Linked DNA regions of Homo sapiens: region 2 is linked to region 1. Evidence: chromatin loops called from intact Hi-C (ENCODE). Cell type or tissue: heart right ventricle. All regions are shown on one strand. Links, peaks and the distances in the headings refer to the core of each region. The heading gives the core; the rest is flanking DNA.

What was found. Hi-C counts contacts between places; a loop is a spot of excess contacts. Peaks named below come from ENCODE experiments on the same cell type or tissue, not always from the same donor. Only the 100,000 strongest peaks of a DNase experiment are listed, where the experiment ranks them.
Region 2: it touches region 1 in a loop (5-fold over the local background); 6 of 110 quality-filtered maps call a loop at or near these places.

Annotation. Positions count from the first base shown.
Region 1 is chr18:79,370,541-79,385,591 of GRCh38, reverse strand. ATP9B (ATPase phospholipid transporting 9B (putative)) reads right to left here. Exons shown (of 30, transcript NM_198531.5): 27 at 12,710-12,767; 28 at 11,491-11,694; 29 at 10,166-10,198; 30 at 7,309-8,345. The coding sequence ends at 8,209. Among named protein-coding and RNA genes, the nearest start is that of NFATC1, 18 kb to the left of the region's middle. RefSeq lists enhancers at 4,218-4,719, 6,189-6,739. In heart right ventricle, for the core only: CTCF peaks have their summits at 4,579 (motif pointing left) and 6,448 (motif pointing left); DNase peaks (open chromatin) are centred at 4,591, 5,411, 6,441 and 6,791.
Region 2 is chr18:80,151,928-80,166,978 of GRCh38, reverse strand. It overlaps PARD6G (par-6 family cell polarity regulator gamma), which reads left to right. Exons shown (of 3, transcript NM_032510.4): 3 at 6,373-9,747. The coding sequence ends at 7,208. The region is part of intron 1 of PARD6G-AS1 (PARD6G antisense RNA 1); the gene reads right to left. Among named protein-coding and RNA genes, the nearest start is that of PARD6G-AS1, 12 kb to the right of the region's middle. RefSeq lists a silencer at 7,160-7,229. In heart right ventricle, for the core only: CTCF peaks have their summits at 6,958, 7,163, 8,843 and 9,049 (motif pointing left); a DNase peak (open chromatin) is centred at 9,048; H3K4me3 peaks cover 777 bases.

The DNA.
Region 1 (15,051 bases), core at 2,970-10,969:
AGTAACACAAGGCAAGTCATCTCTGCCCCGGCCTTGGGCAGTGAGGCTGCGCTTTCTATTTTCCTTTGTGATGCTCAGCGACTCTCCTTCTGATGCGTGTGCAGAGCATTCCAGACTGTGGGGCGATGAGGCAGGCCCCGGCGGTGTGGCCTGCCGTGGCGGTGTGGCCTGGCCCCGGCGGTGTGGCCTGGCCCCGGCGGTGTGGCCGGCCCCGGCGGTGTGGCCTGGCCCTGGCGGTGTGGCCTCTGGCTGCTCAGCCTCAGGCTCCAGTCCGGGATTCCCATCACCTGCTTGAGGGAACGGAACCTGCCCTAGACAAAGCGTGGGGCTGGACCACAGCCTGGGTTCACTGAGCTTCCCCAACGGTTTCTAAAGTGTTTTGGTTCAATAAAGCTCCAAACAAGTTTTGCCAGGCATTTTTTCCATTAAGTTTTGAACCGGAGTGAGTTTCAAGTGAAGCTTAATCCTGCAATTCTGGCTCATTACGCTTCACTCATCGAGATGCCAGGCTGGGGCCGTCTGGTGCCGGAGAAGATGGGTGCTCTTTATAAACCGGTCAGGGCCTTACTTCTTCTGCGAGACAGGAAGTGGCATCTGCCAAAGTGCGAGGGCACATGAACCCTCAACACCGAGGTGGCCACTGCAGGCCGGGAGCAAGGGTGGGGGTGGGGCTGCGGGTCAGTGCCTGGCAGAGCTGCCCAGCACCTGCACCTGAGGCTCGGCTGGCTCCGTCCCGCTCGGACAGTCCCTTTGGGGTTTAATTGTGGTAAAATAGCCATAACATAAAATTTACCATCTTAGCCATTTTGTAAAGTGCATTCACGTTGTGCAAACATCTCCACCATCCATCTCCAGAGCTTTCTCATCTTCCCAAACTGAAGCTCTGCCCGTGAAACACGGACTTTCCTCCCTCCCAGCCCTGGCCGCCACCTGCTGTCTGTCTCCATGGATCTGACAACTCCGGGGCCTCCAGTGAGTGGACTGGCATGGGGCTTGTCCTCCTGTGCCTGCCGTCTTCAGCTCGGCACGACATCCTCCAGGTACATCTGCAGTGTGGCCCGTGTCTGAATTCCTTCCTTGTTAAGGCTGAGTCACATCCCTGTGGATGGGTTGGGCCCCACTGTGGGTCCCTCCTCTGTCCACGGACACTCGAGTGGCCTTCCCCTTTGGCTGCTGTGAGCACCGGTGGTGGGCAGGCAGCTCTTCCAGCTCTCTGCTTTCTGTTCTCTCTAATGGCGTGGTGACTGTGTGTGTAGCTTCCTGGGGGCTGTGGTCTTTCTGGTGCTCTCCCACACGCCCCTTCTTGGTGGATGGAGCCTGGGGTCCCTGCAGGTGACCCCGCTGGGGTCCCCAGGGTGCCTCAGGGACAAGGAGTGCGTCTCTCCCTCTCTCCTCCTCTCTCTCTCCCCGTGTCTCTCCTGTCTCTCCCTCTCTCTCCCCATCTCTCTCCTGTCTCTGTCCCTCTCTCTCTCCCCACGGCAGGTGTGGTGTCTGGTCACCGCTGAGGGACCTCCCTCACCACTCCTGTGTTCTCAGGTTTTCAGTCCTCACAGGAGGCTGGGGCAGAGGGGAACAGGGTGCCCCCATCTTTGCCATGGGTCTGGCCTAGGCCTGGAGAGTGGGCCTGCCAGGGGGCTGCAGGTCGGGGTGTTCCCTTCTGGGCGGTGTGACTGTCACGGGGCTGCAGAGGTGTGCAGCTGAGTGACCAGCCAGCCTGGACACCTGGGAGCAACACACCTGCAGGTCCCCCGGTGCATGATCTGGGTGGCCGTGAGCTCTGGGCAACCTGCAGTGGGGCGGGCACCTCCTTGTCACTGCTGCTGCGCAGTGCTCCTGAGAACTCGTGTGGGGCTGGAGCTGCAGGCTCTGGGAAGGGCTGCAGGGGATGGCCTGTCTTCCTGAGTCCACACTGAGGGGCGCGTTTCAGAACCCACGGGTGGCCTGTGGACTGGGGCAGGGTCCGGGGAGGGCCTGGAAGAGCCGAGGCAACCGAGCCGGGCCCCAGAGGAGAGGCTGCAGCCCCACGGGTGCAGGTGGGCATGACCCAGGATCAGGATGCCCAGACCAGCCCAGGATGGGCTTTTCCAACACAGACCGTGCTTAGGGTTCCGCATTTCGGGTTCCCTGTGCCCCAGCCCTGCAAGGTCTCCCAGCCCGCACAGCCAGGGAGGCTGGCTTTGGTCCCCAGGCCCCACAGCTCACCTGTTGCCGGCACCTCCCTGCTCAACCGGCCCCATGAGTCAGTGTCAGGGCTGCTGCGGTTCCCTAAGTGCACAACCCCATGGTTCTTAGCCAGGCTGTACTGTTAGCCATGTCTCTGCTGGTTCCCTGGCACAGTTGCCCCCTGCACACCCCCTGCCCCGGCTGGGCCCCCTGCACAGTCCCCACGATGGGTCTGGACTCCCGGTCCTCAGGTCACTGAGAGCTGAGAGCTGAGCGATGACGGCGCAGCCCAGGGCCTGATTCTCTCCCGGCCCACCCTGCTCTCCTCTTACTGCAAGAATTTTCGCAGGGGCCGTGGCTGGCATCAGTCCAGGTGGTTCCTAGAAACAGCCAGTGCCCCTGGTGAGGGGACCGTAGCTGTGACGTCCCCGTACTGGCACCCTGCTCCTGTCCTGTGGACCCGGTTCTCTCTCGTTCTCTCGTCATAGACAGTCACTCCCACCTGGACGGCCCCAGCTGGACAAGCCGAGGCTCAGGTCAAGAGGACACAGGGCAGTGGGACAGAAGAAGGGTGGACAGGAGCAGGGCGGGGTGGCCGGGGAGCCTGGTGCATCCTGGCGGGTCAGCAGGAGAGGAGCAGGGTGAGGTGGCCCGGAAGCCTGGCGCATCCTGGACTGGGCACTCACAGCCCCTGACCACCGGCCCTGCAGGGTCCACACGAGCATCTGTGCCTGGGAGTCAGCATCAACATGTGGCCCAGGACCCCGGTTAACGCACACTGTCTGCATGGGGCTCCCCATTGCCTATGGAAGTGAAGGGGGCAGTCCCAGAGCCCAGAGGTAGTGCATGGACGCCCGAGCTATTTTGGGGAGAACTTGGGAGCTCTCGTAGACTCTCCTCCTCTGGCGGAGTGCTTCCTGTGATCGTGCTGGACGTACAGTGTGGGCACAGGAACAAACCTTCATTTAGAATGGGCAGCATTTTCTCCCCAGCACCTACAGACAGTGAATTTTAGGTTTACAACTTCTGAGGGACTACAACTGGACCCAGTACAGACAAACCGAAATGCAGACAATTAAAAGTGTCCCTGAGGGCAGAGGGCGCCTGCAATGGAAGCTGGTGGTGCAGCTCCTTCTCCTCGCCCGAGCTCTCCTGCACAGCCTGGCCCGGGTCAGCTGCAGGTGGGAGAGGAGGGGCACACTCGGGACTGCCCTCGTTTTGCTCATCTCTTCCTGGGCCCATGGGGGAGGTCAGGAGTCATCCTGCCAGGCCTCACCGCAGCAGGATGCCCCAAGGAAGGAACAGGGTCTACAGGGCCGCGGGTTGCTCTGCACGGGGCTGGCAACGCAGCCTCTGAGGAAAGGTCTCCTCAAGGAAATCAGTGAGAATCATGACATCCCATTACTCCAGGGCAAGAGCCCTGCTGGCTTCCCGCCTTCAAACACAGCCGTGTTTGATCCCAGGGAGAAACTGAGGCAAGCTGTGAGAGGGCCTCTCAGGACAGGAAGAAGGTCTGAGGCTGACTGCTGCTGGGCTTTGCGGTGACGGGGGAACTGGCCACGGCAGACGGTGCCCCTCAGCTGTCCCACACAGTATCCCAGGCAACCCAATGACACCAACAAGTGCTGGGAGCCCAATTTTAAAACGGAGACTTCACCTAAGAATCCAGATTTCTGACTTGCAGCGACGCCTGATCTCAGGGCCTCCCTCTCTTCCTTAACGAGGGGCGAATATTCCAAAGGCCACGTTGTGTCTTTTCCAGGACATGGTCTGTTAGAATCCAAACGATGTCTGTGCTAACCCATCTTTCTAGATCCGGACCCCAACACTTCTGTTCGCATCTTGGGTCACAGCCAGGGCGACGTCCACCCCCAGCGCCGACGAGCTCAGCGCCTGGAGACTTCTGGTCCCAGAACTCTCAGGACCCAGGTAGAGGTGGGGCTGGAGGATTTTTGGATTCCCTTCTAGGCCCACAGGTGCAGGACAATCCATTTTGGAAAATCCTGTCATTAGCAGTAAGCATTTAGGACTCGGCAGAACTGGCAGGAGGACCCCCTTCCTCCTGGGCTTCTGCTTGGCCGTGGTCCCAAGGCCCACCCTAGGGGCCTACTGGCACCTGGGATGGGCGCTGGGAGTTCAGGCTGCCCTGCAGCCCTCTGCGGGGGACACAATTCCCATCCAGACACAAGTAATGCCTCCTCTGTACAAGTGCTCGTGGGACGGTTGGAAACTCTTCAGCTAGAGCAAACTGGCCTTCCTGGGGACGCCGTTTCAGGGATTGCTTGTTGGTGCTCAACAGGACACCATATTCAGAGGAATCCCCAAGCCATCCACTTCTCTAACCCCCAAAATCCGAGCCAGAGCTGGGATGTCCACCCTGGTGGCCTCGCAGGTGCCATTTCGTGGCTTCTGGCTCCCCCTTCTGGAACCGCCTGAAATGACACCCATCTGCAGTGGCAGGACCTGCAGCCCAGCAAGGGGGGCCTGGCGTCCCCTCTGTGGCCCAGGACATATGTGCTGGGGAAGCGGGGTGGGTGGGGGACAGTTTGCTGTGTGAGCTCCGTGGTTTCTGCATGATTTCTGCAACTAACCTGGAAGTCTCCAGGATAAGGCATCTTTGTAAAGAGACACACAGGCCTGAGGGCGGTGCCCACAGGCCGAGTCTGGCCCTGTGCAGTGGACTGGGGGGCTGGGGGTGCTGCTGCTGAGTGGGACCAAGGGGTTTGCTCAGCTGTGCCGGGGGGGCCCTTGGAGGTGCTGACCCCAGCGGAGTCCCCGACCCTAGGGAGGGTGCATCTGGGCCTGCCCATGACCATCACAGAAGGGAGGTAAGGCCAGCTTGTTTGGTCCACTGTCGGGGTCTTGCTACCAGTTTGTCTGCTGGGCCCTCACAGGAGAGGAAGGCACTGGTGGTGGCCATCGGGGGTACAGACTTATGGGCTCCAGGAACGCAGTGCGGCCCTCAAGGCCTGGCCGTCACTGAACTGGAATCGGATGAGACTATGGAAAGCAGTAGCGAATCCTCGCCTGCCTGCCGCCCCTGCTGAGCGGCTGGCACTCTGCTCTCATCACCCCAGAGCACCAGGCCCCAGTCTCGGGTCTGAGCATGAGCTGCTCTGATGACAGGCTTTGCTTGTATCTTCCCGGTCTCGGCTTCAACCTCCCCTTTCCAAGGAGTCTCCCGAGGCTGCGGGCCCTGCTGGTTCTTCCGCAGCACGCACCTTCCTGTGACCAGCTATTCCGGGCCGCGGACAGGACCGTGAGGGTCACGCCTCTACATGTAAACCTAGAAACACGGGGCCAGCGCGGCACTGGACGCTGCCCATGACACGCAGAAGCGAGGAATGGGCTCCTGCTCATGCAGCACCGCCGACTCCACACATGCAGAATGCTCTCCCCAGGCTGGGCGCCCTCCTGAAGGCCTCTGGGGCTGTACGGCCGGCTCAGAATTTCTAGGGCTGACACAGGTCCAGAACCTAAAAAGCGATGAGGTTACGCCGCAAGCAGGTGGAAACACAGCCTCTCCACCCCTCGCCTGACCCGAGCTGGCTCCTGAACTAGAGCTGGAACTAGATCTAATGCCGATCTAATGACCCTTTAGTGGGCTATTATTTTCTTTAGCAGAAAATCCGTGTCACAGACCCCGTTCTGATTGCCTTGCTGCATGCCCGTCGTCTGCTGGGAACGCCCTGTGCATCTCATTTAACCCTCACAGCAGCAGCCCCCGCAGGGGGTGATTTTCGTTTACGGAGGAAAAGACCCCTTCCTCCTCCAGTCTCTACCTGCCCTTAATACATCTCGATTTCTTGAGACAAATCTTCAACTGTCTCCCAATCAGGATCCAACTGATCGAAGGCTGGTCGTTTCTGTATCTGAAAGCTGTACTGCAGTGTTATTCCCAAAGGCTCAGGGGTTCAGCTTTTCTGAGGTTATCGACAATGTTATTATTCTATTAGTCAGTTTCACAGGTGGGTGGTTTACTTTTAAAGGTGCACGGGGGAGCAGCCTCTGATTTGCCCTTGGCCTCCACCCCCGAGGCCTGAGTGTGTGACCCCATCTCCTGAGCTGCTGGCTGTGGACTTAAGATTTCTACCGTCCCAATGCCCCTAACGCAAACTGCTGCGGCAGAAGCGAAAAGACAGGTGAAATCCAAGTCAGCCCCAGCCAGGACGTGACTTCCAGGAGACACCAACTCGGGGCACAGAAGGGAAACTCCCAGGCAGCCTCCGGCAGCGACCAGACGCGCCCACATCACCGAGCGGACGCCAGCGACACCTTGTGGGAGCGCAGGAAATCGCGCCCTCGCAGGGCCGGGCCCGTCCGGAAACTCAGGATGCTCCAGCGCCGACAGATGACGGCAGAGGAATTCCATTCAACAGGCGCTGATGCGGTATCGGGAAGAAAGGCAGCTTGATTGCTCTCTGTGCCTATTTTCTCCTCTGAAAAGCTGCGGGGGAGGGCGGGTGGGTGCTGGGCAGTCCCTCCGCTGGTTGGTGAAACGCCTTCGGAACCCCACGCACACAGCTCCGCCAGCATTTCAGGTGACGGGGCCCACCCTGATGGGAAACGACGCGGAAGAAAATGAACAGGTGAAACTCCTGGCGGAGGCTGCCGCCTGCGTGGAAAATACGGAGAAACTCTCCTTTGAGACAAGAGGCCTGGCGTTTGACCAACTTCTGCTGAGGCCTCCAAGAACAGGCATGGCTGCAGACGACGGCACAACACACCGGTTTCGAGGAACACCCCAGGCACAGGACACAACTGAGAAAACGAACTCCTGGCCCCAAAGACCTTCCCAGCTTCCCAGAAGCGAGGGGTCTGGTTGGGCGACACCATGAATGCAGCGGGGCAGCCGCACAGGCTTTCATCCACCTCAATCGGTGCCTGTTTCCAGCCAAATAAAATAGGAAACCCATGACCAGGCAAGTGGGCCATCTTAGGGGATTTGAGTTTTACAGGACAGCTGATCTCTATATATAGAAATGGTGTTCGAGTGTGATTTTGCAAATAGAAAAAGGATGGGAAGGACACGCATGCTAGCAGCAAAGTCTCTGGGCAATGATTTACATTGGTGGCCGCAATGGAATTGCGTTCGGAAACGCCACTGTTTACGCAACTTGCCTTTAGAGTGTGTGAGAAGAGCTCTTTATGTGAGAACTCAGTAACTTGACTGTTTTTACTGAAAAGCGAAATGCAAGTATAAAGCGAGGGTATCTTCAGCAAAGGGCAGGCTGTGGGGCAGGCCGTCTGTCTGAGTGGGAGCTGCAGCTGATGTGGACACGGGCCTCCGTGGAGCCTCAATTTTATTACATTTGAGTAGGAATGACTTTGTGTTATAACATCAAAGAAAGAATCTGAATATGAGGGAACTGCAGAAATTAAACTTTCAGTCTAATTCTCAGAATGCCAGAGTAAGATGAACCCTTTACAGTAATAGTGAAATAATTCGGGCTCATTTTCAGTAGAAACTCAAGCTGCTTCAATATGGAAATACAATTTTGACAATACAAAAAAAGAAAGAAAAGCAGGGGTGAGGCCCCACACTTAAGAGGAAGAGGCCATCGCAGCATCTGTGCCCTGGGCTTGCCTGGCAGGGGTGACGTTCCCGCACTGAGAGGGAGGGGCCATCCCGGCATCTGTGCCCTGGGCTTGCCTAGCATGGGTGAAGCCTCACACTGAGAGGGAGAGGCCGTCCCGGCCTCTGTGCCCTGGGCTTGCCTGGCAGGGGTGACGTCCCTGCACTGAGAGGGAGAGGCTGTCTCAGCATCTATGCCCTGGGCTTGCCTGGCAGGGGTGAAGCCTCGCACTGAGAGGGAGAAGCCATCCTGGCATCTGTGCCCTGGGCTTGCCTGGCAGGGGTGACGTCCCTGCACTGAGAAGGAGAGGCTGTCTCAGCATCTGTGCCCTGGGCTCGCCTGGCGTACCCTCCCTTTCTTGTGGTGCTTGCTTGGTAGCAATGGCAAACCCTGCGTTCACTGGCAAGGGCACAAGGTGCTGGGAAGGGCAGAAGGTGCTGGGGCCAGCCCGCTGGGGGTGCACAGCCCCTTAGGAGGCCAGCTTGCAGTAGCTGGGAGGAGAGAGCTTGCGCCTCAGGTACTTGAGGACATACAGCGGGAGGCAGCTGACCACGGTGATCGCCGACACTTTCCACAGGAAGGTCACGGTGGTGATAAAGGCAACATCTGTTGGCAGGAAACAGAGAAAAAGGTAAGAGCTGACCAAGAAGTCCTGGGCCCTCATGGCCACAGCCACAGACCTGGCCAGGCCACCAGACGGTCTAAGCTTGCCACGGAAACATCACTGTGCATTTACAGGGGCCCAGCTCCAAATCTCAGGTTTTCTTGACTGCAGAATTGTTTGACCTGCATACCGGGCATAATTCATTCTTCTTTTAATGGAAAAAACAAAACCAAAGCATTATAGATTGCAGGCCGGGCGCAGTGGCTCATGCCTATAATCCCAGCACTTTTGGGAGGCCAAGGCAGACGGATCACTTGAAGTCAGGAGTTCGAGACCATCCTGGCCAACATAGGAAAACCTCATCTCTACAAAAAAGACAACAAAACATTAGCCGGGCGTGGTGGTGGACACCTGTAATCCCAGCTACCGGGGAGGTGGAGACAGGAGAATTGCTTGAACCCGGGAGGTGGAGGGTGCAGTGAGCTCAGATCACGCCACTGCACTCCAGCCTGGGGACAGAGTGAGACTCCATCTCAAAAAAAAAAAAAAAAAGGTTGTAGGCCGGCCATGGTGGCTCACGCCTGTAATCCCAGCACTTTGCGAGGCTGAGGTGGGTGGATCACCTGAGGTCAGGAGTTTGAGACCAGCCTGGCCAACATGGGGAAACCTTGTCTCTACTAAAAATACAAAAATTATCCTGGTGTGGTGGCAGGCACCTGTAATCCCAGCTACTCAGGAGGCTGAGGCAGGAGAATCACTTGAACTCAGGAGGCAGAGGTTGCAGTGAGCCAAGATTGTGCCACTGCACTTCAGCCTGGGTAACAAGAGTGAGACTTCGTCTCAAAAAAAAAAAAAAAAATGGTTGCAGATGACTAATGTCACCAAACACCACTGAATGGGTGGACAACACTCTGTGGCAGAATTTGTGAAGGCACTGAAGTACTAGTTGTGGTGCTTAGGGAAGAGACACCAGCTCACCTAACCTGTGGGATTTGTTTGGACGATCTAGGCTAGCCATTTTTTTGTTTTGTTTTGTGTGTGTGTGTGTGTGTGTGTGTGTGTGTGTGTGTGTGTGTTTCTAAGGTAGAGCTGACTTTATGAGGGGCTGGGGGCAACAGAGGGCAGCTGGCAGTTCCATCTGCAACACAAATACTCAGACCGGTCTGCTCTTAGAGGCTCTGAGCCCGGCCCACCCAGAGAATGTTCTCGCCTGTCACCCTCCCAGCATCTCCACAGAAGAACCATCTACTCACCAGGACCAAGCTGTACTGCTAATGACTAGCTACTTGAATTCCGCATGAAAAGAGGCAGATGAGAAACTGGAGATTTACATACTTCGAATCTACATATAGTGGAAATCCCTTTAGACTGTTGCCGGATGGGATAAAAAGATCTATGGAGCAGAGTTAGAGGCCTTTGTAAAATAAATGACACAGGGAAGCGCTGGATCTCTGTATGAAGGGGAATTCCTAAGTTTGTGTGTACTCATTTTCTGAAGACCCTGGAAGTGTTTTCCAGCAGCTCAGCCCCTACAACTGAAAAGGCAAATATGTTTTAGGGGCTCATGCAATCCTCAGCAGATGGCAGGATGCCCGGCCCCTTCCCCTCACTCAGGGCCACCAAGCCCCTGAACAGGCAAGCCAACAGCACTCAGCCCATGACTAGCCGAGCAAGCACATGGCCACCAGTTTACGTGACATCAGAGAGTTCCTGAGGAACACTGAATTAGAGGAAGGTTTGTTTTTCTTATTAGTTAAGTATCTTTATCAATATTGTTTGGCTAAATTTCTACACTTTTGAAAGAAATGATAACTTTACCTACCTAAGAAAGCTCCAAAAGACACTCTGCCTATACCTGTTCCAAAACAGTAATAAAGAAAATAAAGGACAGATTAAAGGAGATACCAGGATATTTCAAGGGGTTAGCAAAAGAATAAGAAATACATTAAAAAGCAATAAAATGGCAGTGCAAGCTGCGTTTTCAATGTGGTTTTAACATCTCATTTCCCTGCCTGATACCATACAACTGTTTAAACATCACTGAAACCCAATAGCTAAAGGCTCCTGTGTCTGAGAAGCACACACCTTGGCATTCCCCTAGGAGACAGAGACCTATCCAGGTCTGAGAGGAGCTCAGCACAGAAGGCGCACGCGCTGGAGGGCTGGCCATGTTCTGCAGGTGTGAAAGGAGCTCTGCACATTCATTCACATGTATGTAAGCGTGTTACTACTGATCTTCAGACCCGCCCCTAATGGGAAGTGATACCGTCTCCAGTTTGCAGATGCAAAAGCTGAGGCTCAAAGTCGTGGTGAGTCCTGCCCACGCCCGTGATGCATGTCTTTGTCGTTTTGTGAGCTCACTGTGGCACTGAGTGTGTTCACGTGTCCTTGAGTGTGTTAATTCATGATCTTACAGGAAAATATTCTAAGAGCCAATTTTCAAAAGAAAAATAACTAGCACATTATAACTTGAAAATAACCATTTCTTATGAGCCACGGGTATTTTCTGAGAGTTCTTTTATGTAAGAACAGGAACATTTCACATTTTCCTACGTACAGGTTCACCACTGCATGGACACTCAGGCACTGAGACGAGGACAAGTGCACACGCGGCTGTGTTCACCTCCCGCAGGTCTGAGTCCCAACTGCTCCCGAGTGGCTGTGCTGCTCATGTCAGGGGACCAGCCAGCCAGTGACCGACGGGGCTCAGCGCCTCCTGTCAGGGGACCGGCCAGCCAGTGACCGACGGGGCTCAGCGCCTCCTGTCAGGGGACCGGCCAGCCAGTGACCGACGGGGCTCAGCGCCTCCTGTCAGGGGACCGGCCAGCCAGTGACCGACGGGGCTTAGCGCCTCCTGTCAGGGGACCGGCCAGCCAGTGACCGACGGGGCTCAGCGCCTCCTGTCAGGGGACCGGCCAGCCAGTGACCGACGGGGCTCAGCGCCTCCTGTCAGGGGACCGGCCAGCCAGTGACCGACGGGGCTCAGCGCCTTCATCCGTGGTGCAGGGACAGTAAGAGCAGGCACTTTCTGATATGGGTTTTACCATGATCCACAACTTAACACAATGTATTCAGAAGCAACAATAAGAAAATACTTCAAAATCATGAATAGAGAACGATTCAAAAAACAATTCCAAGGCAACTTACCAAAATATTCATTGAGAAAAGCGAGTGAGGACACGTAGCAGCCTAAGCTGAGGAACTCGGCCACCACCATCAGCCAGTGCCACGTGCGGACGGTCAGCGCCACCATCAGCAGCTCGGTCAGGATCAGTGCGGTGAAGGAGATGGCCACCACGTGGACGAACTCAGACTCGAAGAGCACCAGGGCCCCATACATGAGGATGCCGCCTGAAAAACAGCAGGAGCTTTTTCCATGCACACGAGCAGGGTGTAAGCCAGCTAGAGGAAACAGCCTTGAACCAGCAACGTCACTCAAGACCCTTAAAAATAGGGGATAGGCCAGGCGCAGCAGCTCATGTCTGTCTTCCCAGCACTTTGGGAGGCTGAGGCGGGTGGATCACCAGGTCGTGAGTTCCAGACCAGCCTGGCCAACATGCTGAAACCCCATCTCTACTAAAGATACAAAAAATTAGCCAGGCGTGGTGGCACGCACCTGTAATCCCAGCTACTGGGGAGGCTGAGGCAGAAGAATCATTTGAACCCAGGAGACGGAGGTTGCAGTGAACTGAGACCACACCACTGCACTCCAGCCTGGGTGACAGAGCGAGACTCTGTCTAAAAAAAAAAAAAAAAAGGCGGATAATGGCCATGCCCATGCTTCATGCTGATGAACAAGTCACTTAAACTCTGGATTATGGACAAAATAAGATGGGATCCTAGCTACATCAGTTAGAAATGGCAAATCGAGGCAGACAAACTTTTTAATCTCTGGATACGAAGCCACACCTCTACTTCAATTAGTGTAAATAATTATGTGTTGCATGTAATTAATATATCTGATCTGTTAGTTATACTTGCAACAATCTCCCATTTATCTGAACACTAAACAAAGGGCAGCTAATGGCTTCTCCTTACATAACTCAGATTTCTCAAAGTCTTTTTATCACTCTATGAAAGAAAGCCATTGTGCAGGGTATACAATGTGGTAAGTGCTTGTTAAAATCTTTCTGGATTAACATTTAATTAAAAACTAAGTCAGTTTTTAGGTGGCATGCATCAGTTAAAAAAAAAAAAGGACCCATGTTGCTGGAATATTGATTTACAAGATAAACAGAAGGGAGTATTTAACTGCTGATGGCATTTTAAGCTGTTGGAATTTAATCTGCAAGTAAAAACAATATTGCTAACAAAAAGACCAAAATAAAAAAATCTTTAGTCCAGTAAACTAAGGATCTCGTCTTACCTTGGTAAATACTTATTAAAACCCAGATGAGGAAGGTTTTGAAGGACAAGGATCTTCCCTAGGGAAACAGTGGAAGAGCGTCGTTAGTGCGCAGAACCACCTGCTTGACTCACGCCTTCCAGGAGTGAGCTATGGGTCACTTCTGAAAGACCCAGGTCCATAAGCCCCATCCATGCCACCCCAGCCACCTGGTCTACCAGCATTTCGGGCGCCTTTTCCTGACACCCGAATCCTGAAGAAGCTGCCTGGGTCCCACACGTGTCCACTGGTGCCTGAGGTTAGACGTTCATGTTGTCTTCTGTTTGACCTGCCGTCTTGTTGGCTCTACTAAGCCAGGAGTGATGTATACAAGCAAACATTTCAGTGAACCAGGGGGAAAGGCTCTTGGCAATAAAAACATTTTCCCTTATTTCTTGTCAACAAATACTTCTATATTTACTGTTTGGTTTTTTCAGATCAAAAGATACAGAACGTAACAGTTCTTCAGTAAGGATGGCACATCTCAACTGAAGTAAAAAGTTATCCCTTAAACCCTCGCTGGAGAACATGTCACATACATAACCCCATGGAATGGGTCCTTGCGCCAGGCCCTTCACTCTGCGAAGTTGAAGGCAGGTGACGAGGGGGCAGGAGGCAGGGGACGAGGGGGCAGGAGGCAGGGGACGAGGGGGCAGGAGGCAGGGGACGAGGGGGCAGGAGGCAGGGGAGCTCTGGCCCACGGGGTTGCTTGTCCCACTGCATCCCTGAAGATTAATTTAGAGTCCAAGAAGAGAGGCTGAGTCATTAACAATCGCCCTGACTTGTTGGTGCTAAAGAGCTGTCGAAAGTGACACGTGTTGAGAGGCCCTGTCTTTATGTGAGGCCTTTGTTTGACACCTTCGCATCTATTTTCTCAGTTACACAGAGCAGACGTCGTTTCCATTTACAGACGAGGAGACTCGAGAAGTTCCGTGATTTCCTCAGGTTCTTGCTGGAGGCTGGTGGTGCTAAGAAGTGTAGTCTGCTGATCAGAGCCCAAAGTCCTGCCCTGATTTAGGGCTTCCCCACCCACGGGGGAGATTCTCCTAAGGACAGGAAGTGGTTTAAAGAGCCACAGAGGAAAGACAAACCCTCACGGAAGCTCAGGGGACACAGAAGACAGCAGGGAAGATGGAGGATGGTGACAGGCTGTGCTCAGGGCCTGTCTGAACCTGCACCTGCCTGAGTCTGCTGAAGACCTTTAGACACAGGCATGAGCCATCACAGAACAGAGGCACGGACGCTGGAAATGCGGCTATATTCCTGCAGGAGGCCACCAGTGGCAGATTTATGAATTATAATTCTAGTTGTAGTTTAATTATAAAAGACAAGTGTGGTGACATATGTTAAGTGTTTTCCTAGGCTGCAAGAGTCAGTGTGTGAAGATGCTGACGGAGCTTGAGCCCTCACACGTGAATATGAAAAGGAAGATTCAAATTCACTGTGACGAAGAAGCACTACTGTTTTTTTTTTTTTTTTTTTTTTTTTTTTTTTAAGACGGAGTCTTGCTCTTTCACCAGGCTGGAGTGCAATGGCACGATCTTGGCTCATTGCAACTTCTGCCTCCCAGGTTCAAGCAATTCTCCTGCCTCAGCCTCCCAAGTAGCTGGGACTATAGGCGCCTGCCACCATGCCCAGATAATTTTTGCATTTTCAGTAGAGAGGGGGTTTCACCATGTTGGCCAGGATGGTCTTGATCTCTTGACCTCATGATCCGCCCACCTCGGCCTCCCAAAGTGCTGGGATTACAGGTGTGAGCCACCGCACCCAGCCAAGCACCACTGATTTTTAAAAAGCAGAAAACTTTGAAGTTAAACCATTTATATACTCCAAATAAGTTCTCTTGGTACGTATTTCCCAAGGACATTTCTCTCCCTGGGTAATGGTAGGTGTTTGGTCTTTGGTCACGAAATTCATCTGTAATTAAGTATGTGGCTCATTTTATTCAAAAACTGTAAAAGGAAATTTAATTATTTTGACATAAGAAAGAAAAGGCTTATTCTGTGGCCTGATTTGCTGAAATGTATTCAGTTTTATTCATGTAGGTCAATGATTGGTGTCTATGTGGAAGACGAAGTGGTGTCTGTGCTGCCTCTCTTTAGGAGCTGCCAACAGGGAGCACCTCAGACCTGCACCTGTGGGGTGTTCCATATTGAAGCAGATGATATTATAGATTAATAAAAGCAAACACAACAGAATGGGTACAAAAAACATCAACAAAATAGATAATTTGAGAAAAATATCCGTACACCTCCTATTAATGGCTCCCAGACTGTAGCTCTGAGAACAAAATCCTGTTATATTTGATGGTACAGACACGTTAC
Region 2 (15,051 bases), core at 4,175-12,174, 780 kb before region 1:
CAGGGCCAAGGCCAGAGGGGTCAGCATGGGATGTTAGGGTCTGGCCAGCACGACTGAGATCAAAGGGGGCTCTGGTTTGTTGGATCCTCAAGTGTTTGCAGTTGTGGGGCCCCAAAAGAGGTGGCTGTGGTGTGGAGAAGGGGCCCTGAAGGGACTTCTGTGAGAACAGCCCCCTTATGGTCGGGGGAGGACCAGACCTTCCTGGTCTGCAGGGAGGGCTATGCACTCCCCTGAAGTTCCCCGGGAAGGTGGACATGGGGAGTGAGGACCCTGTGGACTGTCTCGTGCTCTGAGGATGTAAGGAGCCAGGACAGGATGAAAGGGGCACGTACCTCCCCTGCTTGTCTGACGCTCTCTACAGAGGACATTTACCAGAAACTTGAAAATGCTGCTGTAAAAAAGCTGCCACGGAGCTGTTGTGTTTGGGGCAACTAGATCTGACCATGGAGGAGGCTGTAACTGATCGCTTTCAATGAACTTGACGCCTTTAAATTCTAAGGGAGGTGGAGATTTTCCACTGAGACAAGGCGTCCTGATGCCCCCATGACCGAGGGTCACACCAGCAGTGTCTGCCATGGCACACGTGCCCCAGACTGTGTCGCCTGCTTAGCAGAATGCAGTGGGGCTGCTGAGAGAGACACTTGCAGCCCTGCATCTGGGCCTTTGTTCTGCTTGGGGTGCGGCAGAGAGGAGGAACACACTCATGATTGGGGTGGTGTGCTGTGTTGGTGCCGACCTGACCATACGGTGTCCATGAGCTGAGGCTGTGTGCCGCTGACATGACTGCCTTCATCTCAGAAGGAAAAATACAAGGGAACAGTCACATTTGTTTACAGGTCCAAATGGTGACAAAGTGGTAGCTATGTTAGGAAATAAGCGGAAATGATAATTTTTTTTTTTGAGATGGAGTTTTGCTCTTCTTGCCCAGGCTGGAGTGCAATGGCACGATCTCAGCTCACTGCAGCCTCCGCTGTCTGGAAGCGATTCTGCTGCCTCAGTCTCCCTACTAGCTGGGATTACAGGTGGATGCCACAACGCCCAGCTAATTTTTGTATTTTTAATAGAGACAGGGTTTCACCATGTTGGTCAGGCTGGTTTTGAACTCCTGACCTCAGGTGATCCACCCACCTTGGCCTTCCAAAGTGCTGGGATTACAGGTGTGAGCCAGCGCACCCAGTGGAAATGATAAATTATGTTTTCTGGCAACTTCCTGGAGGTTAACAGTTCAACACCATGTTTTTTCAAAACAAACCTTTACTAAAATTTTAGAGGCAAAGACATATCCATTGCGGGAAGTCAGGGACCCTGAATGGAGGGACTGGCTGGAGCCACAGCAGAGGAACATAAATTGTGAAGATTTCATGGACATTTATCAGTTCCCAAATAATACTTTTATAATTTCTTATGCCTGTCTTTAATCTCTTAATCCTGTTATCTTCGTAAGCTGAGGATATACGTCACCTCAGGACCACTGTGATAATTTTGTTAACTGTACAAATTGTAAAACATGTGTTTGAACAATATGAAATCAGTGCACCTTGAAAAAGAACAGAATAACAGTGATTTTTAGGGAACAAGGGAAGACAACCATAAGGTCTGTCTGCAGGGTCAGGCAAAAAGAGCCATATTTTTCTTCTTGCAGAGAGCCTATAAATGGACATGGAAGTAGGAGAGAGATCACTAAATTCTTTTCTTAGCAAGGAATATTAATATTAATACCCTGGGAAAGGAATGCATTCCTAGGGGAGGTCTATAAATGGCCACTCTGGGAATGTCTGTCTTATGTGATTGAGATAAGGACTGAGATACGCCCTGGTCTCCTGCAGAACCTTCAGGCTTACTAGGGTGGGGAGAAACTCTGCCCTGGTAAATTTGTGGTCAGACCGGTTCTCTGCTCTCGAACCCTGTTTTCTGTTGTTGAAGATGTTTATCAAGACAATATGTGCACTGCTGAACATAGACCCTTATCAGTGGTTCTGCTTTTGCCCTTTGCCTTGTGTTTGTTGGATGCTTATCAGTGGTTCCGCTTTTTCCTTTTGTCCTGTTCCCTCAGAAGCATGTGATCTTTGTTAGACCGTTATTAGTACGTCTGCTTTTTGCCTTTTGAAGCATGTGATCTTTGTACCCACTCCCTGTTTTACACCCCCTCCCGTTTTGACACCCTTAATAAAAAACCTGCTGGTTTGAGGCTCAGGTGGGCATCACGGACCTACCGATAGGTGATGTCATCCCTGGTGGCCCAGCTGTAAAATTCCTCTCTTTGTACTCTTTCTCTTGCTCAGCTGGCTGACATTTATGGAAAATAGAACCTACGTTGAAATATTGGGGGCAGGTTCCCCCATTACATATCTTCAAAAGGTTTAATTTGAGGTTGGCTAGGATTATATTTTACATTATTGTTAGGTGGGTAAACAAGGCTCCCCTCTGCTCAAGTCCTTGAAGGCCCAGGACCCCCCAGTTTCATCCTCTTACTATGGGCATGACATTCAGTTGTGACGTGAAGAGCAGTGTGGACCCGGTGGAAACACCCAACCATGAAAGTTAAAAGCTGGAGCCTTTTAGACACATGGAGAGCACATCACAGAGGCAACGCCCCTCACAGGTTGGAGGGTTTGGAGTGCAGGGGAGGGATTTGCAGTAGTTGGGACTTGGCCAGGAGGAGGGGCTGTTAGGATGGCCCCTAAGTGTTTTGAGGGAGGAGAGGCCCACTCAAGACTGTGGGGCCCATGGACAAAATACAAAGGCCAGGTCCTCACTCCCTGCTTAGTCTCTCTGGCACCAGAGCCAGGGGCTGTTGGGCACCCATTCTAGCCTTGAGGAGGTGAGGGTCCAGGCTCTGTGTGTGGGGTGCAGCAGGTGGGGTAGTTATTGTCCACACGTGTTCCGTCCTTTTAGGCTGCCTCTTTCTGATCTTTGTACAGACAGAGCAGACTTTTGATGGGGCTTTTTGGTCTATGCCTGTTGGTGCATCCAGGTTGCTGGTGCCTTCAGCTCCAAGTCTGGGATGACAAGGCTAAAAGAAAACCCAAGGAGCTGCTGCCATGTTGCTTCTCCGGTCCTGAGGCCCCAGCTAGTGCGACTTCTCTCCTGCGTCATCTTATATTTGTTGTTTTGTATGTAACATCCAGGGTTTTTGTTGAACTTAGGAGGGATGGGAAGAACTACATGACTTCTGGGAAGCAGAGGTCCACACACTTGCTTTTATTGGTGCAGGGAACCCTGGTCTACCTAAGTGATTTATAAGCCCCTTACGAGGAGGGGCCCGGCCCGCTGTGCCCTTCTCTGTATCCTACAGTTCTGGGCTTGAGCCTCAATCCAGTCCACCGTGCACCACGGCCAGAGCACTTGCTGCCCTGTGGGGATGGCCGAGATGCTTCCACCTGGCCCTTGTGACGCAGACAGGTTTGTGGTTTTGGTGGAAGGGAATGCACCATGCGGAACAGGGGTGGGGCTCCCGGGATGGGTGGCTGTGAACTGGGACTTGAAGACAAGCGGCTCTCAGAGGGAGGTGAAATTGAACCTCAAACTCTGTGAGTCAGTGGTAGAGAGAAAGAGGATGCTTGGAACAGTAGGTGTCACCTCTCCCGGGCCAAGCCTCACTGTACTCTGCCCGTGTGTGGGACAGGCGGCCAGGCTGTTTCACACATGGACACACACCATTTCTTACTCCCCTACCCTCAGCATCTCAGGCCTCACCTGCCCTGCATAAAACCTTAGTCTCTTCTCCTGGGCCCTGCTGCTCGTGGCTCTGAGCACAGGGCCTGAGCATAGGGCCTGTCCTCAAGGAGGAGCATGTGGATGGCCACCTGCACCACAATGTTCTTGCAGGCATGAGTTTGCCAGAGGGGTTGCCTTCTTGAAAGTGCATAGATTTGTCATCCAAGGAGACCCCTTGGGAAGAGCCCGTATCATGGAAAGCAGGCAGAGCACTGTGCCTCGGACACTGCCACACTTCCATCTGCGGCCCCATGGATCCACAGTCCCTCCCACTTAGAATGAGCAATCATGAGGCAGATGCCTTCAGTGAGGTTTAGCTTTTAGTCCAGGGAGAGCCCACTCTGTCCCAGGCCCTTGGTTAGTCCAAACCTGCGGCAGCAGCCAGACCAGATGGACTCTACAGGTAGTCTCTCCTCATCACGGGAAGAGGAGCTCTGTGCCACTCACCCTCCGGCGTCTTCTCTTGAACTTTGTGTTGTTGATCCCCACACCCCGGGCAGCATAACTGCCACCTCCCCAGATGCCCCCGCACTGTTCCTATCATATCCTGTGCACATCCAGTCTCACGGTGTTCTCCATGTAGCTGTATGTAAAATTCAGTCTGTATCTCTCCCACTCGCTTCATGGCTACTTCAGGGCAGGGACTTTATCCACTCACCTGTATCCCTGAAGTCACTGAGTAAGGATTTGCAGTGTCTATGAGGTGCAGAGAGGCCGGGTGCTGGCCAGGAACCAAGATCCCATTTCTATAAAACAAGCACAACCATAGCCACATGTACGTGTGAGTGTGCAAGAAAGGACTTGACAGACATGCACACCCAGCCCCGGTGGTCACAGCTGGGAAGAAGTATTACAAGTGTCATTTTATTTTTTTATTTTTGTGGGTACATATTAGGTATATATATTTATGGGTTACATGAGATTTTGATACAGGCATACAATGCATAATAATCACGTCAGGGTAAACAGGGTTTACAGGTATAGTTTTTAAAAGTCATCTTATTTCAAAAGTCCTTCCAGACCTTACTGTGTCAGTGGGTAATAAATTATGCTGATAACTGATGACGGATGGGTTCCGTCACTGAGCAGCATGTGTTGAGTGCTGGCCAGGATGCCAGCTCCCAGGAAGACAGTCCTCATGCTGGGGCATCCCGGCTCCAGGGTGCATTAACCCTGCTGCCTGGAGCATGTGCCAGAGCCTGTGCTAGGGCCTTCTCGTTGTCTAGGCAGCCATGGGCTCTGCTGGGTTGAGAGATGTGATGCCTGAGCATTGGCCTCCTCTCCAAGCTGCCTGAATGTTGCCTCCATGGTGGAAGTAATTTGTCTTCGAGTCCTTTCCAGAACTGTCAACCAGCATTCCCCATCTCCAAAGCAAGTCATAATGGGCCCTGCCTGCTCACTGAAATGCAGAAGCCAGACTGACCCCTGGAGCCTGGAGGTCTCTGCTCTGAGGAGCGCCTGTTTATGGCATTGCTTCTGCCTGGGCTCCCGGTCCTACTGGCTTTCACTGGCAAAGCAAAGATGTGAGCCTCCCCAGCCCAAAGAGCAGGCTGCTGTGGATGCCACCAACTCCACAGGACCAAGCCTCACAGAGCAAGCCCTTCCCTCTGCTCCCCGAGACGCCTGTCTTACAGAGTCGTGTGTGTCAAGAACAAGAGGTTTCATATAAAAATTAATGAAACAAGATTTTTTTTCTGACATGAGGAAAATGCATTATTCAGAGTTTCCAAATGCCACCAGTCTCTTCACTTAAAATTTTTACTTTAGACTAAGCTCCTTACGTTTCTGCTTGATTAATTCAGTGGACTTTCATTTTATTTTGCAGTAGCCCAACTTTAGGGTAAAGTTTACACACTGCCACAAATGTGTCATGCCACAGGCTGGCAGGTGTGGGCAGGCGGATCCCACAGGGTCCCTGGGAGACCTGAGGAAGAGAGCTGCACAGCCCCCATGGGAGGCTGGGCATATTGGTGAGCCTTGAGGCTCCATGTGCCTACAAATAGCACTGACTGTGCGGGACCTCACAGAAGGGAAGCAGCCATCCTCTGATCCCACTCCTTCCTCTACTCATCTCCCCTCATCAGCTGCTAACCAAAAACGCAGGGAAATGCTCACACGCCCGACTGAGTGACACATTCAGGGGCCTTGAATGCTGGCTAGAAGACACTGTGGTGGGGCTTGCGCATAGAAAAGAAGAAAGCAGGAAAGGTCTCTCTTAGTTGTAATTAACCTTAGAAAAAAACGAGCCTCCGTCTTACAGTTGAGAGAAGGAAATATGGGAGAATGGGCAAAGCTTAAGAAGTCCCCAGTCCAGCCTGCTGCCTCCCAGAAGGCTGAGGCACTCGCCAGCCCTCCAAGCCCTAAACCCTCCACTGCCATTGATTCTCTCTGCTGCAGCTGCCTGCTAGCACCTTTTAATCTCTGAGTTCTTTGGTTTGGTGCCTGTGGAGCTGTAAGGAGAGTGCTAGAGAGTTAATTTTAGGGGCTGCACTTGAGCTTGCCTGATTTCAGCTCAGCCTGCAGGTCTGGAATGCTCCTGTGCACCCTGGGTGCTTCGGCGTCACGCAGATGGAACAGCAGTGCCAGGTGTATGACGGCCGAGGGCTCAGGCGGGGCTCGGTTGTGTGTCCCCTCTAACTGTCCCCTCTCCCGCAGAGGAGGCCGAGCGTGGCAGCCTCGGCGCGGGCTCGCTGTGCAGGCGGAGGCGGGCGCTGGGCGCGCTGCGTGATGAAGGACCCCGGCGGCGTGCACACCTGGACATCGGCCTCCCGCGCGACTTCCGCCCCGTATCATCCATCATCGATGTGGACCTGGTCCCCGAGACGCACCGGCGAGTGCGGCTGCACCGGCACGGCTGCGAGAAGCCGCTGGGCTTCTACATCCGCGATGGCGCCAGCGTGCGCGTGACCCCGCACGGGCTGGAGAAGGTGCCCGGCATCTTCATCTCGCGCATGGTACCCGGGGGCCTGGCGGAGAGCACCGGGCTGCTGGCTGTGAATGACGAGGTCCTGGAGGTGAACGGCATTGAGGTGGCCGGGAAGACGCTGGACCAGGTCACGGACATGATGATCGCCAACAGCCACAACCTCATCGTCACCGTCAAGCCCGCCAACCAGCGCAACAACGTGGTGCGCGGCGGCCGCGCGTTGGGCAGCTCGGGACCGCCCTCGGACGGCACCGCGGGCTTCGTGGGTCCCCCCGCCCCGCGCGTCCTGCAGAACTTCCACCCCGACGAGGCGGAGAGCGATGAGGACAACGACGTCGTCATCGAGGGCACACTGGAGCCTGCACGTCCCCCCCAGACCCCGGGCGCGCCCGCAGGCAGCCTCTCCCGGGTCAATGGCGCGGGCCTGGCGCAGCGGCTGCAGCGGGACCTGGCCCTGGACGGCGGCCTCCAGCGGCTGCTCAGCTCCCTGCGGGCCGACCCCCGTCACAGCCTGGCGCTGCCGCCAGGCGGCGTGGAGGAGCACGGGCCCGCGGTCACGCTCTAGACTCCCGAGAGGCCCCCAAATCCTAGCTCCAGTTCCCCGGTAAGGACAGGGACAGGACCTGCAGACTGCATCCGCTCATTTTTTGTTGTTTTTGTGACCACAAAAACAACGCTGCTCTTTGTTTCAACTTCCGGATATAAAAACACAAGTATTGCCTATTTTTATAGAATTTCGCCACAGAACTTAAAATGAACGCCTGTAGAGACACTCTATACCAGGCCTGAGTGCAGGTCTTGGCGCCTTTGCAAAGTGATAGAAAAGATCTGACCAAGTGCAAAAAAATGCTTTTTAAAATTTTTACAAATACTTTGTTTTTAAAGTGAAGCTTTAAAATTACTTTTTTAAAATAGTCAAATTCATGTTTTTAAGTAAGTTGGCCCATGCAACATATCTCAGCATTCTTGCTGTGCTCTCTGCTGACTTGCAGGCGAGGCCGACTGTGCTGATGTACGTGACAAGAGGCTGGTTTTTAATAACGAATGCAGCCAGGTGCAGTGGCTCACGTCTGTAATCCCAGCACTTTGGGAGGCCTACGTGGGCTGATCACGAGGTCAGGAGGTCGAGACCAGCATGGCCAACATGGTGAAACCCTGTCTCTACTAAAAATATAAAAATTAGCCAGGTGTGGTGGCAGGCGCCTGTAATCCCAGCTACCTTGGGAGGCTGAGGCAGGAGAATCGCTTGAACCCGGGAGGCAGAGGTTGCAGTGAGCTGAGATCGCACCACTGCACTCCAGCCTGGGTGACAGAGCAAGACTCTGTCTCGGGAAAAAAAAAAAATACACCCAAACCTGTCCATGTACAACCATGGAGATGAATTCCAGATTTTCACACTGTTCATAGTCATAATTCGGTTGGGACAGGAGAGCTCCCACCAGCACACTTATGGCACCCGCAGCTGTGGAATTGTTCCGGGGCTTTTTTTTGTTTGTTTTGAGACATAGTGTCTTGTTCTGTCATCCAAGCTGGAGGGATCTCAGCTCACTGCAACCTCCGCCTCCTGGGTTCAAGCAATTCTCCTGCCTCAGCCTCCCAAGGAGCTGGGACAGGCACATGCCACCATACCCAGCTAATTTTTGTATTTTTAGTAGAGATGGGATTTCACCACGTTGGTCAGGCTGGTCTTGAACTCCTGACCTCAGGTGATACGGTCCCCCCTCAGCCTCCAAAAATGCTAGGATTATAGACGTGAGCCACAGCACCAGACCAGGGGCTATTTTTGTGACCCACATAGGTGGCCCATTCAGCCTCAAGGGGAAATCCAGGGTAGGAAGCAGCAGCTCTGCTGGACTGGGCTCAGCAGTCCCATTTGGGATGTAAGCCTCTATTGCCTCTAAGATGACCCTTTTCCTGTGGGTTGACTGACTCTGAGGGCGATTTCGGAAATGTTTTCAGCAGAAATGAAGGATAAGCATCGCACATGTCCAGCAATGTCTTTGAGAATGCAGTCATTTGCACGTGAGTTCTCATCTTTGTTTTCTGAAACAGACGTTTCTTTTAGTAAGTCACAATACATGCTAATTTTCATTTCTAGAATGGTCACTGGCAGTTCTCACTTTTAACTATAAGAAGTCACGTGGAACTTAGTGATTTTTAACAAATACTAAATTCATCCTCACTTTATGTTGATCTTCCAGCAACGTTTATATATTTAGTAATTTTAAAAATTCCTATTTGATACAATTAAATTTTATATAATGTGTTTTGCTTGAATAAAATGTTACATTTATACTTTGAGAACTCTGACCAAATCTTTCATACAGATACAGGTAAAGAAATATTTTTCTAGGTTGTCGGAGCTGCGTACCTCCCGCTGCTTCTCCTTGTGGTCCAGCACCACCTGCTGGTCAGTGGCAGAACTGTCCTGACTTCGTGAACATGGAACTGCTAAGAGGGAAAACTGCATCTCAGCATTTTCATTTTTTCTGAATATTAAGTGAAAAGCAAGTTCTATTTTTAAGAAATAGCTTTTGCTGAGGAGTTGTGAATTCCTGCACCTGTGTTTGATGTTATTTGTATGCAATGGATTGCTGGCCCTTTGTTCCTAAGCAAGAGAAGACCAAAGATGCTTCCCCATGACCTCTCCGGTGAGGATCCGCACCCCCCGGACTTGCTCTCTGATGAAGGGCATGTCGTTCAGTGCCCCAGCAGTCAGAAGCAGTTTTTGTGGAACTAAAACTAATAATGTTACCCTCACAAAGGAAATGTTCTTTTACTAAGTTATTGCTGATTCTTGAATGTCTGTTATATAACTGGGTCGGCTATCAAGAAGGAAGGTTATATTTCTTATCACATTTTAAGTTGTTAAGCAAATGTGAGTTTTTTTTTAAGAAATGAGGCTTTCACTGAGATTTGTGTGCTATTCATAATTTTAGGAATTACTGCTTAGAACAGCTGCTTGGGTGTATTTTTCTACACAGGTCTGTACTTCTGCCACTTTCTCCTTTTAAAAAAACAAAACTATGCATATTATGTATTAAAGTTTTCTTGGTTTTATATATCAGAGAATAAAAACTTTTTTGACTTTTGAGTAAACAAAATGCATGAATATTTCACCTGTGTTCTAAGTGGAAGAGAATACCAGAGATAAAGTAATCCCTCAAAGAGAATGACAGATTTATCAAGTGCTTATCATGTACCATCTTTCACGGAATCCGCACATACTCTCTGAGGGACGCAGATGAGAAAATGGGCCCAAGCTCATCAGATAGACAGATGACAGTCCAGAACCCTCTCTCGAAGTCTTTTTGAAAAAGCTTTTCTGAATATTTATACAGCACACAGTCCTTCCTAAATGTGCCCTGGTTGGCACGGTTTTCATTAACACTGTCGTTCTGGCAGCCATCAAGAGTCAAATTACAATTACAAATTCAGTTACTCAGCAAATTACAGATGTGATCACATTGAGCACCAGCATCCTGGAAGCAGCACAGGTACCCTACTAGGAGCTTCACAAGTACTCGCCACCTGCTGAGTCCCCACAGCAACTCTGGACTGTCGGCAGCTGGACAGTTGACCCCCACAGTCTGATGAGGCAGGAGTCAAGTGCCAACACTGGGTACACTCTCCAAAACTAATGTCCGCTTTCAGCAGGATGAGATACGAGGCTTAAGTGTAAGCAGAGGCCACATGTGCCCCTGGCTGCCAGCCGGGTGTGGCCTCAGGCTTGGGTTTCCCTGACCTGATAGTCCACATCATATGGCAAATTTATTCACAATTTGGTGAGGGTATTTAATATTTTATGGTTTCACATAAAATGATCACAGCGAGTGAGAGTTTTGTGGCAAGGTGCAAAAGTATCTAAAAAATGCCATGATTGTTGTGAAATCTATATTAGCGAAAATCTAAATTTTCCAACAGAAGGACATGTAAGTTACCTGCACCTCTGTGGAATGTTTTTAAAGGATGCAAGTATGAACTAAGTGTGGTAGGGTCAACTTTTGATCCTTGCATTTTAAAAGTTGGCACTAGTATGAAGTTTTTTATGGCAGCACTAAAACTCACACGGTCTGAATAGTTTATTAAAATGGTGTAAGGCTGCACTAATGGCCAGTTCCCAAATGCACTAAGATACTTAATGTGTACCATTCCTACTGAAAGTATGAACCTACTTAGCTGATTTCCAGCTTGCCCATTTCTGGAAAGGTAAGCTGCTCAGCGTGAGCTCAAGGACCTCCTGTTTCAAACAAACCGGAGGGTGAACCCTCGTCCCCTCGAACAGCTTGTTTAAAGAGCACCTGCTGGTCAGGCACAGTGGTGCATACCTGTATTCCCAGCACTTTGGGAGGCCAAGGCGGGCAGATTGCCTGAAGTCAGGAGTTCGAGACCAGCCTGGCCAAGATGGCGAAACGCCAGCTCTACTAAAAATACAAAAAAATAGCTGGGCATGGTGGCGTGCACCTGTAATCCCAGCTACTCTGGAGGCTGGGGCAGGTGAATCGCTTGAACCCGGGAGGCTGAAGTTGCAGTTAGCCAAGATCACACCACTGCACTCCAGCCTGGGCAGCAGAGCAAACTCCATCTCAAAAAAACAAAACAAATAAAAGAGTGCCTGGATTACCCCAGAGGCTCTGATTTAAGGAACTTGGGTGGAGTTTGAGAATTTTCATTTCTAACAAGTTCCCAGTAGATGCTGATGCTGCTGGTGCAGGAATCACATTTGAGAACCATTGGCTAATCCCCCAAGCTTATAGGACTTGCCTATAAACTTGGACTTGATGACCGAGACCCTATCCAACAAGCACATAGGATTTCCCTCTAGGATGTTATGTGCTGGTATCAATATTGTAATTTCACATCAGGTAACCTGCAAAAGTATTTCCTAAGTGCACAAATACTATTTTTTGAATTATCTCCCACCACCACCATTCTGGCGCCACATCTATACACCTAGTCTTCTTAACGTTCTCCTTTATGCTTTGAACATCTCCTATTTATTCCTGAAGACACTCCAAATCAATATACAAATTCTTTTTTCCCTCTTACCTTTCCTCATTTATCTTGTGTTTTATTCTCCTTTATCCTCATGGGGAAAAAAAAAACAACTTGAGGGTATTGAGAATGTTTTCAATACTGAGCCATGTTCCCAAGGAGAGACATAACTCTATAACAGTAATAAAAAGCAAACATGATTCATCATTGATCTTGCAACCCAGAAAATGAGTGCCATTTTCCAAATTTGCTTTCCCAGGGAGCTTTGAAGATAAACACATTATTTCTTGACTTGAGTCCCCTTGCTCTCAAGACAAAGTGCCAGGCAAGAGCTCTTTTACAAGAATTGTACTTCCAGTAGACTGTCAGGTGAGCTATTAAGCAACATGGCCGTGATGACAGAAAAGTCTGTCTTACCACTTCAGAGCCAAATTACACACCCTATATGAAACCCATCTGAGGCCAGACTGCAGAGACCTAAACGTATAGATGAGAGGATCAGAGTATGGAACCTCCTTTCTCATAATAAGACTGCAGCATAAGAAGGGCACAGTGCCATGTGATGGGACTGCAGAATGCCAGATGTATGACAGGATCAGAATCCAAAATTGACTTCCACAAAGCCAGACCACAGGGAGCACCACACACGAATGAGGATAATATCCAAAATCAACTTCGAATTAATTAGACTCCAAAGACCAGCACACACTGATGAGAGAATCAGAGATGGAAAACCACCTCCACAGAACTGGGCCACAGAGATTACCAGTCATAAAAAGAGAACTGCACAGAACCAGACCGCAGAAGGCACCACATACATGGATGACAGGATCTGAGCCCCAAATCTACTTTCAGTAACTGGGCTGCAGATCCAGAACCAGGCCACAGAGGGCACCACACCAACTAATAAGAGTACCTGAGTCCCAAATCTACTTCTGTGTAATGGGTGGTAACAGGCAACAGGCGAAACACTGAAACCCCGACTTCATGCCCTCTGCTTGCCACGACGGTTTTGCATTTGTTTCCCATGCCAGCATAAGCTCTTTATTCAGAGGCTGTCATATTCTCTCTGATGTTCAGTTACTAACGATTACTAACGATCCTACTTAGTGTGGATGAGTAAACCAATGTTTCCTTGGAGTTTATGCTTCAGAAACAGGCAACAAACAAAAGATAACACATAATTCATTTATCAATAAATGACAAGAAAAACAGAGCCAGAAGGAGGATATTGTAAATTTTTACCATTTACCATTACTTTTCAGATGAGAAAATGAAGGCACACTAATATTTCTAATATCACACAAATACTTTTCAGAGCCATAATTTGCACCTGTATGTTCTGGCTTAACTGTTTTTCTCACCCCATCTATCAGTTTGTAGAAATGCAGGCTGGGTGCAGTGGTTCATGCCTGTAATCTTATCACTTTGGGAGGCCAAGGTGGATCTCTTGAGCTCAGGGGTTCAAGACCAGCCTGGGCAACACAGATCTTGTCTCTACAAAAAAATGTTTTTATAATTAGCCAAGTACATTCTCTTTGCCTAAAATAAAAAAAGTAGTCCCAGCTACTCAGGTGGCTGAGGTGGGAAGATCGCTTGATCCTAGGAGGTCAAGGCTGCAGTGAGTTATGACTGCACCACTGCACTCCAGCCTGGGTGACAGAGTGAGACCCTGTCTCAAAAAAATAAATAAATAAAAATGCAATGTTTATCCACACAGTCTGGCTAAGGAAAGACACCATCTACCACCTTTGGTTTATTCGGGAATGCATCTTCACTGTCTATTCTAGCCAGCAATAGGCAGACTCTGCCATCCAGTGTAAGTGACTTCATTCCTCGGTCAAACATTGGAATTAGGCCAGGCGCAGTGGCTTATGCCTGTAATCCCAGCACTTTGGGAGGCTGAGGCAGCTGGATCACCTGAGGTTGAGAGTTCGAGACCAGCCTGACCAACATGGAGAAACCCCGTCTCTACTAAAAATACAAAACTAGCCGGGCGTGGTGGCACATGCCTGTAATCCCAGCACTTTGGGAGGCCGAGGCGGGCGGATCACAAGGTCTGGAGATGGAGACCATCCTGGCTAACACAGTGAAACCCCGTCTCTACTAAAAATACAAAAAAAATTAGCTGGGCATGGTGGTGTGCGCCTGTAGTCCCAGCTACTCGGGAGGCTGAGGCAGGAGAATGGCATGAACCTGGGAGGTGGAGCTTGCAGTGAGCTGAGATCGCACCACTGCACTCCAGCCTGGGCAACAGAGCGACACTCCGTCTCAAAAAAACAAACAAAAATTTGGAATTAAAAGTCTGCTTATATGTAAAGGGTCACTCAAGTTACTGTTGAAAATATGGAAGGGAATATTCCCTGCTCAGCACCACTGACCCATAGAAAGACAATCAGTGAGAAACGGGCAATCCTTTCTCTGAGCATCCTGTTTCTTCACTTTCTTGGAATCATGATTTTTGTATTTGAAAGTATTTTGGACAAAGAATGTCTTAGGTGAATGCTACTACAATAGTAATCTAAGCAGAAATCTTACAGTCATCCTTACTAGTAACCATTTTTTTATTTGTATAAATCCGTGGGGTACTAGTTTTGGATACCCTATTCAGCATGCATACACTAACGATAGCTGATGATCTTAAAAAAAAAAAAAAAAAAAAGGTCCGTGCATAATTGGATATATGCACACAACGTGTGCTGGTCAAGTGAGGGCTTTTAGGGTATCATCACCCAAATAATATACATTGTACTCCTTAAGTTCTCATCACCCACCCACCTCCTACCCTCTCACCCTTCCAAGTCTCCAATGTCTGTCATTCCACTCTCTACATCCATGTGCACACATTTTTTAGCTACCACTCATGAGTGAGAACACATGATCTTTGTCTTTTGGGATCTGACCTGTTTAAGATACCGACCTCCAATCTATGCATGTTGTCACTAAAGACATTTTTATTCTTTCTTAGGACTGGATAGTATTCCACTGTGTATATATTTATCCCACATTTTCTTTATCCAGTCATCCCCTGATGGACACTCAGGCTAATTTCTCTATCATTGCTATTGTGAATAGTACTGCGATAAACATAAGAGTGCATGTATCTTTTTGATATATTGATTTCTTTTCCTTTAGGTAGATACACAGTAGGAAGATTGCTGATCAAATGGTAGTTCTATTTTTAGTTCTTTGAGAAATCTCCACAGTTTTCCATACAGGTTGTACTAATTTACATTCCCACAGTGTATAAGAGTTCCCTTTTCTCTGCATCCTTGCCGACATCTGTTTTGGGACTTTTTAAATAACAGCCATTCTAACTAGGGTAGGATGAGATATCTTGTGGTTTAATTTGCATTTCTCTGATGATTAGTGATGTTGAGCATTTTCACATATACCTGTTGGCCATATGTATG